Linked DNA regions of Homo sapiens: region 2 is linked to region 1. Evidence: chromatin loops called from intact Hi-C (ENCODE). Cell type or tissue: B cell. All regions are shown on one strand. Each heading gives the region's core, and the rest is flanking DNA. Links, peaks and the distances in the headings are about the cores only. Region 1 holds the start of ASNSD1 (asparagine synthetase domain containing 1). Region 2 has its middle 5.2 kb from the start of STAT4.

Region 1 (4,399 bases), core at 298-4,297:
GCAGCGCACACCTATAACCCCAGCATTTTGGAAGGCTGAGGCGGGCAGATAGCTGGAAGCCAGGACTTTGAGACCAGCCTGGCCAACATACTGAAACCCCATCTCTACTAAAAATACAAAAATCAGCCGGGCATGGTGGCACACACTTGTAATCCCAGGTACTTGGGAAGCTGAGGCAGGAGAATAGCTTGAATCCAGAAGGCAGAGGTTGCAGTGAGCAGAGATCGCACCACTGCACTCCAGCCAGGGCAACAGAGAAAGACTGTGTCTCAAAATAACAACAACAACAAAGTGAAGTGATACTTCACTTTGGAGCTCTCTTTTTCCTAAACTTGGATTCTTAAAATGTTTCTAAGCTAGCAGTTTTGTAAGAACTTTTTTCCTTAAAAATCTGGCACATTTAAAGTATTGGAAATTCTGGGCTTTTAAAAATATTGGGATTATACCAGTGCTTATTTTTCTCTATAAACTAGTCAGAACAGAGGCCCTTTAATTAGAGATACTATAGTGGGATTTATTAATACACTCCAGAAGTAGGGAAATATTTCATATTTACAAAGGGAGACATAAAGCCTGTTCTAAGTTACAGACACACAGACACATAAAGAGGTTATTGCTTCTGTCTTACAACTTCAATCTCAGGTCAAAAGTAAACACAAAACCACAAAAATTCACCAGTTCTTCTGCTTGAGCGGCCTTTATGTTAAAACAAACAAACAAAACCTTACTAGCCCACATCTCAAATAGCTGTCCTCCTTCCCTCTCAGTGGACACAAAAGTAATTAATTAATTTGAGCTCACAAACAATAAACAAAAAGACTTACAAACTCGCTTCTCTGTCACCTCTCTTATTTATTTATTTGAACCCCTGGCCTCAAGTAATCCTCCCACCTCAGCCCCGAGTGGTTGCGATTACAGGTTTGAGCCACTGCACCTATCTACCTCTCTACCAATGAGACTAGACGTCCATCATCCAACAGATACCACCAAATGGTTAGACCACAAAACCAAACTCCCAATCATTGCTGCTATCAATGTATCAGTAATGTATAAGTTATACCTGAATAACTTATCAGGAATGTACAAATCAGAAATGAAAACACAATCTTTAAAAATCAATTATAAAGGAAAAATATATAACCACTTGGGTTTTCTGTAAGAGCAAATAAAAAACATGCCTGGCCTTAAACAACCCATGATGTATACATTTCTTTCGCCAGATAGTTTGATTCATCACATAAATCCAGTTGGGCATCTCTGTGGAAACTTAAGATTTCCAATAATATAGTATAATTATCAAAAACCTAAAATCATGTCTCTAATGTGAACATAAAATATATACATGTCAAACTTTTATTCAACTCATTGGTTAGTGAGGGAACCGATGACTTTAAAACCAATACAGAATATTAGAGAAGCTAGGCATATGTTAATAAAGAAATGTTAGGACAGAATGCAGGGTTAGATACAAAACTGACTAATGTGTTGCAGAACAATAAATCATAACCTGTGTTGGTATCTGGTACAACAAAAAATTATTTGCATCTCTACCAAACCAAAATCTCTACCAAAGTTAACCTTTGCCCCTACAGAATTGTAAAACAGCCCAGTCAATATAATAAAGTCAAGTCCAGAGCAGCACTGAAAGAGCATCCAGTAAATAAATCTCTTTTGCCTATTTCCAAGTTTTAGTCATTTTTTCCACAGAAATGAGATATTGCAAATATTGCACGGGACATAGATGCACTAAAAAACTATTAATTCATCTGAAGTTCATACTGTATTTTATCCGGCAACCCTAACCACGAGTTAACCAAAACTTTACCAAGTCTGTACAGTTCTTTTGCCAACACGGTATCTCTTAAATCTGTTCCTTAGCTTCATCTTTCCCTAGATAATAAATATCATATTAAGCGCTGTTTCTATTGCACGACTATTCTTCATATTTACCACTGGAGGGCGCACAGAACTCGTAGTATACTAGATAAGAGGTCATGAAGAAACCACCTGAGCGTTTCTGCATCTCAACCACAAGAGGCCAGTACAGGAACCTCAGATTTTGCAACCAGACTGTTTACTCGCTCCCTAAGCAGCCATGCGCAGGCGCGAAACTCCTCCCCAGGCCAGACCCGGCCTGCGCATGCGTTCAAGTGAGCGCGCAGACGCTATTGGTAAGACTCGCGGGAAAAGAAAGGGTGAGCGCGGCTGGAAGCGCGCATGCGCTGTGGCTAATGCCGTAGGCTCCTTCAGGGCTGAGCCATCCCGCGTGTCTTGCGCTCGGTGGAAATGCCCAGCCGAGGGACGCGACCAGAGGACAGCTCTGTGCTGATCCCCACCGACAATTCGACCCCACACAAGGAGGATCTAAGCAGCAAGGTGAGTGTGAGACGCGACGAAAAGGCTCCTGGACTCGGGACCGGGCGCCACTGGACCCTGAAGGTGGTCCGCAGCGGGCAGCGTGGGGCCTGCCTGGGCCTCGGCTTTGCCCTGCTACTTTGCTCTTTTTATTCATAGCACTTGACAGCCACAGTTAGTCCTTTTATTTTCTGAAAACAGTTGCGAAAAGGGAGATCTTGAAATTTGTCCCGAGACTGGACCCAGGTGACAGTGGGGCGGAGTTTTGGTTGGGTGTTTTCCTCCCTAGTCTTTTTAAACTTTTGGAAATACCGCCCACCCCAAATCTGTTCCATCAAAGATATTCTCCATCCAGTTAACCATGCCAGCAACCCGGGGTCCATCCTTGACCCCCATCATGGAAGCCTATCAGTTCTACCTTTGAAGCTCATTTCAAATATGTCCCTTTATCACCGTGAACACTCTTACCACCCCAAATAAGCCACCGTCATCTGCTATCGGGACCCCTGCCCCCGGCAAGGCCTTCCTAAGCGGTCTCTCCTCATCCACCTGTTAGCTGCTGCTTCTCCGTTAACCAGAGCAATGGTCCTAAAACACGCATTGGGTTGTCACTCATACCAAACTGGGGGAGAGAGGAAGCCAATATAATATAAGCCTTAACTGCCATAAACAAACAACCTTTAAAGATAAATGGGGGTGGCGAGGGTTATAGCCCTTCAGGTATTACATGTCCTAGATTCTACTTTGGTTCTGTCCCAAACTTACAATGACATCTTGGGCAAGTCTCTTTAATCTTTCTGTATCAGTTACCTTCTTTGAAGTAAAGTGAAATGTACACCTGTCATTCCTAAAATGGGAAAGCCCTGTATAAATGTTAAGTCTCAAAGAATGTTTACAAATTTGGCCTTGGAATTCAACCTCATTACTACAGCTCTGCCAACGGGGGAGACAGAAAGGTGCACATTCATGGGGATTGGGGGTGAATTTTCAAAAGACACACAGCCCATTCTGATTACCACCATAGCAAGCCACTTACGCATACTGGTGGTTACAGATCCCTGAGGTGTGTGTGAGGTAGCACAAATATGATAAAAGCTGCTTTTAGAGGCTCTTGTGATACTATGTAATCAGTCATGTTCACAAAATAAATAGAGTTAAAAAGAAACTTAGTTTTCACTTAGTTGAGCCCTCCCCTACAAATAAATGAAGCCCAGGCCAGCATGGTGGCCCAGGCCTGTAGTCCCAGCTACTCGGAGGCTAAGGTGTGAGAATCGCCTGAGCCCGGGAAGATCAAAGCTGCAGTGAGCCGTGATCGCACCACTGCACTCCAGCCTGGGTAACAGAGCAAGACCCTGTTTCAAAAAAAAAAAAAAAAAAAAAGCCCAGTTCAACAGTGCCAGCTCTATGCTAGTCATTGAGATAAAAAGAGGGAAAAATACCAAGATGGAACATGATAGGTCTTACTGTCCCCAAATAGGGCATTGCTTGATTTGAATGTTTGACTGCAGCACTTAGTACATAAAATCATGAAAATATTGAAAAAAGTAACCCACCCCTCATTCAATTTGCTTTTTTTTAAATCTAAATCACAACTTAATTTTCAATCTAAATCACAACTTAATTCCTTTTGGTGTATATCATATATATATATTTTTTAAATTATTTATTTATTTATTTTTTTGAGACGGAGTTTCACTCTTGTTGCCCAGGCTAGAGTGCAGTGGTGCAATCTTGGCTCACTGCAGCCTCCGCCTCCCGGGTTCAAGCAGTTCTCCTGCCTCAGCCTCCCGAATAGCTGGGATTACAGGCATGTGCCACTACGCTTGGCTAATTTTGTATTTTTAGTAGAGATGGGGTGTCTGCATGTTGGTCAGGCTGGTCTCGAACTCCCGACTTCAGGTGATCCGCCCGCCTTGGCCTCCCGAAGTGCTGGGATTACAGGCATGAGCCACCGCACCCGGCCTGGTGTATATCATATATTTTTAACAAAAGGTATAAACCTTGTTTAGTAACTGTAGTCCTTGGCATGATTGCTGGTTATGAA
Region 2 (4,399 bases), core at 305-4,304, 1.5 Mb after region 1:
TATTTTAAATACTGGGAAGCAGTCAAGCTCAAATTCTAATTTTTGCTTGAAAGCTCAGTTTTATTATTGGCAGCAGATACTACCAGTTGTTTTCCTTAAAGTGACAGGCTCGTCTTGGCAACTCAAACAATCACGCAAGTGCTTTTCCTCGAGATGACCATCATCCTTTAATATGTGCCTTTTCCATTTCATCACAAAGAATATTAAAAAGACGTGTACTTAAGGTCTGAGATTTAATAAAATTAATAATTTTTACTGCTTCATCAAAAACATTCTTAAGTCAAACTGGCATTTTATTGTAAGTGCATGGTGGTGAAATATACAACTGCTAGTATAATTTGGCACCACTTCCTTGCTTTGTGCTAAGGCCCCAACAGTTTCACCCACCTTTGCTTTGGTACCATTGGTGCAAATGTCAGCAGGGTGAAAAGACAAAACTGTATTAGTATTATTATAAAAATAGTTTAACCTTGCAGATGCTCTAAAAAGATCTCGGGGACCACTCCCAGGGATCTGCAGGTAACACTTAGAGAACCTCTGCTCTATTTGCCATATGCTGCCAACTGTAACTCGTTTATCCAGAGATGTCTATCATGAGGGACTCTCTGCCCAAATACGCACTTTTTTCTTGGTTAAATCTTCTGCCTTGAACCTCTGTCTTCCTTCTGTATTTCATGAGTGGAGGAAGACATCTAAGAAAGGGCGCTTCTATGTCCAATTTGTTTCTCTTTTTTAGAATCAAAACTAAATAAGCAGGTCTGCAGTTTCTTGACCCTACACTGGCCCTGGCCTTGTCAGTCCCTCAGAGACAAAGACATAAAAAAATTCGAAGTAAAATGAAGAACAAACCAAATGCTAAAATGAAACCCCTGGAAGGTTTTCCAAATTCAAAGGCCCCCACAGATTCCTGTCTCCTTTCTCAAACAGCCACCCAGTTGCCCTGGTGATAAGCCCTATATCTAATTTTTTGCTGCATCATGCTAAGAAGAAAATCCCAGATTAAAGACTTTCAGAAAAGTAGCTTCTAGTTCTGGTGTGTCAATTTCTAGTGGCACAAAGTTATATAAGTTACCTAACTTCTCTAACCCCAAAACTCCCTGTCTATAAAAGTGGGGATATTATGTCCCACCTGAAATTGCTGGGAAAAGTCAAAGATATAATGTAAGAAATGGGATCAGGTTAAATGCTGAATCAATAGCTGTTAATAATAGAATAATAAACAAGTTATGGGTAACTTTGGCACTCACCAGGTTAACCCTCCAGCTTCCCTGCCACCTTGCTGTACAGAGCGGAAATGGAGATGAAGAGAGTCTGGGTGGGATAGGCAGGTTCACAGTTGTAAATAGAAGATAGGGTGGATTCAAAATCGGTTCTGATTGTGCTTTTCCCACTCTGCCCAGTGGAGCTGCTTTTGTGGGAAACAGAGAGAGGAAGAGAGAGGATATCACTCTTGCCGCTGTAAGGGAGGTAAACCAGCTCCACCTTCTCCCAATTTTTGTACAAAGAATATAAACATTTGCTAGTTTCAGTTTTGTGATATCACCATACTTCTCCTCTCCCCTCTTAAGTGTTCTGAGGAAACTGGGGTGAGCTGGAGTTGGAGGTTGGACAGACAATATGTACACGCAGAAAGATGCGTTGAGTTCCCTGGTTGCATATGCTAGTACCACATGAGTGGGACAGCAAGGATTATTGGGATAAGATGGCCTGGTGTGAATCTCATCGACTCATCTGTGTGCAGGTTGCTCTAGCTCCATCAGAACAGGAACATTGTCTTGTAAAAGGGTTTAATATCAATCTTGCTAATTTTCTGAAGTCCAGTTCCCATTGACTCTGCTCCCTCTACTGCCATCTCAGAAGCATTGCAATTTACAAATCATAGTCATATACCTCCATGCCAGACATAGTGCCAAGAACTTCAAATGCATTGTTTTAGTTAATCCTCACAGCACTCCATAGGATTAAATATCATGATTATCTCCAATTGGCAGATAAGGGGACAGAGGTTTAGTGAGCTTTAGTGAGGCTTATCAGAGGTAAGGACAGATTTGGGATTCAAACTAAGGACTGTCTGAGCTCCAGAAACAAAGCCCATAACCATTCTGCTTTACTAAAAATCTTATCTGCTCTTATGAGAAAAGCAATAACTTGCTCAGAGAGCTATAGAGGAAATAAGTTTGATGACTTAAACATGAATTCCAAAAAAGAGAGGATCATTGCATAGTCCAATCTTTTGGCTTCCCTGGGCCACATTGAAAGAATTGTCTTGGGCCACACATAAAACACACTAACGCTAACAATAGCTGATGAGCTTTAAAACAATCTCATAACGTTTTAAGAAGTTTAAGAGTTTGTGTTGGGCCGCACTCAAAGCTGTCCTGGGCCATATGCAGCCCATGGGCTGGACACACTTTGTCTACAGTTTTCTTTTCTTGTAATGTCTTCTGGAAGCTTGGGTAGAATTGGTATTATTTCTTCCTTAAATGTTTGAAAAAAAAATCACCAGTGAAGTAATCTCTGACTGGAGTTTTTTTCTGGTGGGAAATTTTTAAACTACAAATTCAATTTATTAGATCTAGGACTACTTAGGTTACCTATTTTCTCTTGAGTGAGCTTTGCCAGTTTCTGTCTTTCAAAGAATTTATATATTTCATCTAAGCTGTTATTATATACATAAAGTTGTTTATAATATTCCCTTTTAGCAAGTTATTCTTTTAATTCCCTTTTATCCCAGTTATTCTTTTAATAGCTGGAAAATCTGTAATAATCTTACCTCTCTCCACTCTGATATTGGTAGTTTGTGTCTTCTTTTTCCCCCCCCAGGACAGTTTTACTAAAAGTTTATCAATTTTATTTATATTCTCAAAGAACAAACTTTTGGTTTCATGGATTTTTTTCTATTGTGTTTCTGCCTTCTGTTTCATTGACTTCTACTCTTCGTTTCCTTTTATTTACTTCTGTTTCAGTTTGCTTTCTTTCTCATATATATATATATTTTTTTTTGAGACAGAGTCTCGCTTTGTCACCCAGGCTGGAGTGCAGTGGCACAATCTCGGCTCACTGCAACCTCTGCCTCCCGGTTTCAAGTGATTCTCCTGCCTCAGCCTCTGAGTAGCTGGGATTACAGGCACGCACCACCACGCCCAGTTAATTTTTGTATTTTTAGTAGAGACAGGGTTTCACCATGTTGGCCAGGCTGGTCTGGAATGCCTGACTTCGTGATCTGCCTGCCTCGGCCTCCCAAAGTGCTGAGATTACAGGTCTTATATATTTTAAGGCAGAAACTTAGGTCATTGATTGGATCTTTCTTCTTTCCTGATATAAGCATCTGCATATTTCTTCCTTTCCATTGCTTAAACTACATCAAACAAATTTTGATATGCTGTATTTTAATTTTCATTTATTCTACTTAAAATTTCCCTTGTGATTTCTTCTTTGATTTATGTTTGGGTTTTAATTAATTAATTAATTAATTAGAATTGTGACTTTTGTTTTCCAAACATTTGGATCATTTTCCAATATTTTCCTCATATCCATTTTTAATTTAATTCCATTGTGGTTAGATAACATACTTTTTTGTTATTTGAATTATTTAAAATTTATTGAGTCTTGATCTATGGCTGAGAATGTTTTGGTCGATGTTTAAGACACTTAAAAGAATGTCTTCTCTGCTCCTGTTGGGTGAAGAGTTTTTGCAATCTCAGTGAGGTCAAGTTGGTTGATAGTATTATCCAAGTCTTCTATATCATTCCTGATTTTCTTCCCATTTATTCAATCTATTATCAGAGGAATATTTAAATCTTCAGCTATAATCCTGGATTTGTCTGTCTTCTTTCAGTTCTTTCACATTTCATTGCATGTATTTTGAAGCTCTGTTATTAGATGCATAAACATTTATAATTGTTTTGTCCTTTTGATGATTTTCCTTTTATTTTTATGAAATGACCCTTGTTATCTCTGTTAATATTTTTGGCTCTGAAGTCTACTTTGTTTTATATTTATATAGCCACTGCAGGTGTCTATGATTAGTGTGAGCATGATATATCATTTTCCCAATATTTTACTTTTTACTTATTTATTTATATTTGAAATGTGTTTCTTGTCTGTAGTATATAATTGGGTCTTGCTTTTTTATCCAATTTAACAATTTCTAATTTCTGCTTTCATCAAGTATAAAGAGCTTTTTCCACTCTGGCTGTTGAGAATATAAATTATGCCTAGCCTTGTGTGAGCTCCAGAAATTTTTCCACCTGCTCCTCTTTAGTGAGTCCTCCCCACATCTTTGAGTAGTTCCTTTGCAAACATGGACTATTCAGTACTCAGCTGAAGAATCAAGGGGAGCCCTTTGCAGTCTTCTTCCTGGTACTCTGCCCCGTAAATTCTGACCAAACTCTCAACT

What was found. Peaks named below come from ENCODE experiments on the same cell type or tissue, not always from the same donor. Only the 100,000 strongest peaks of a DNase experiment are listed, where the experiment ranks them.
Region 2: it touches region 1 in a loop (10-fold over the local background); 2 of 110 quality-filtered maps call a loop at or near these places.

Annotation. Positions count from the first base shown.
Region 1 is chr2:189,659,235-189,663,633 of GRCh38, forward strand. ASNSD1 (asparagine synthetase domain containing 1) reads left to right here and starts at 2,225. Exons shown (of 6, transcript NM_019048.4): 1 at 2,225-2,376. ASDURF (ASNSD1 upstream open reading frame) reads left to right here and starts at 2,225. Exons shown (of 4, transcript NM_001353493.2): 1 at 2,225-2,376. The coding sequence starts at 2,287. RefSeq lists an enhancer at 2,283-2,472. In B cell, for the core only: CTCF peaks have their summits at 1,982 (motif pointing right) and 2,187; a DNase peak (open chromatin) is centred at 2,127; H3K4me3 peaks cover 1,724 bases; H3K27ac peaks cover 1,566 bases.
Region 2 is chr2:191,153,971-191,158,369 of GRCh38, forward strand. No RefSeq gene overlaps it. Among named protein-coding and RNA genes, the nearest start is that of STAT4, 5.2 kb to the left of the region's middle. In B cell, for the core only: a CTCF peak has its summit at 1,856 (motif pointing left); a DNase peak (open chromatin) is centred at 1,821.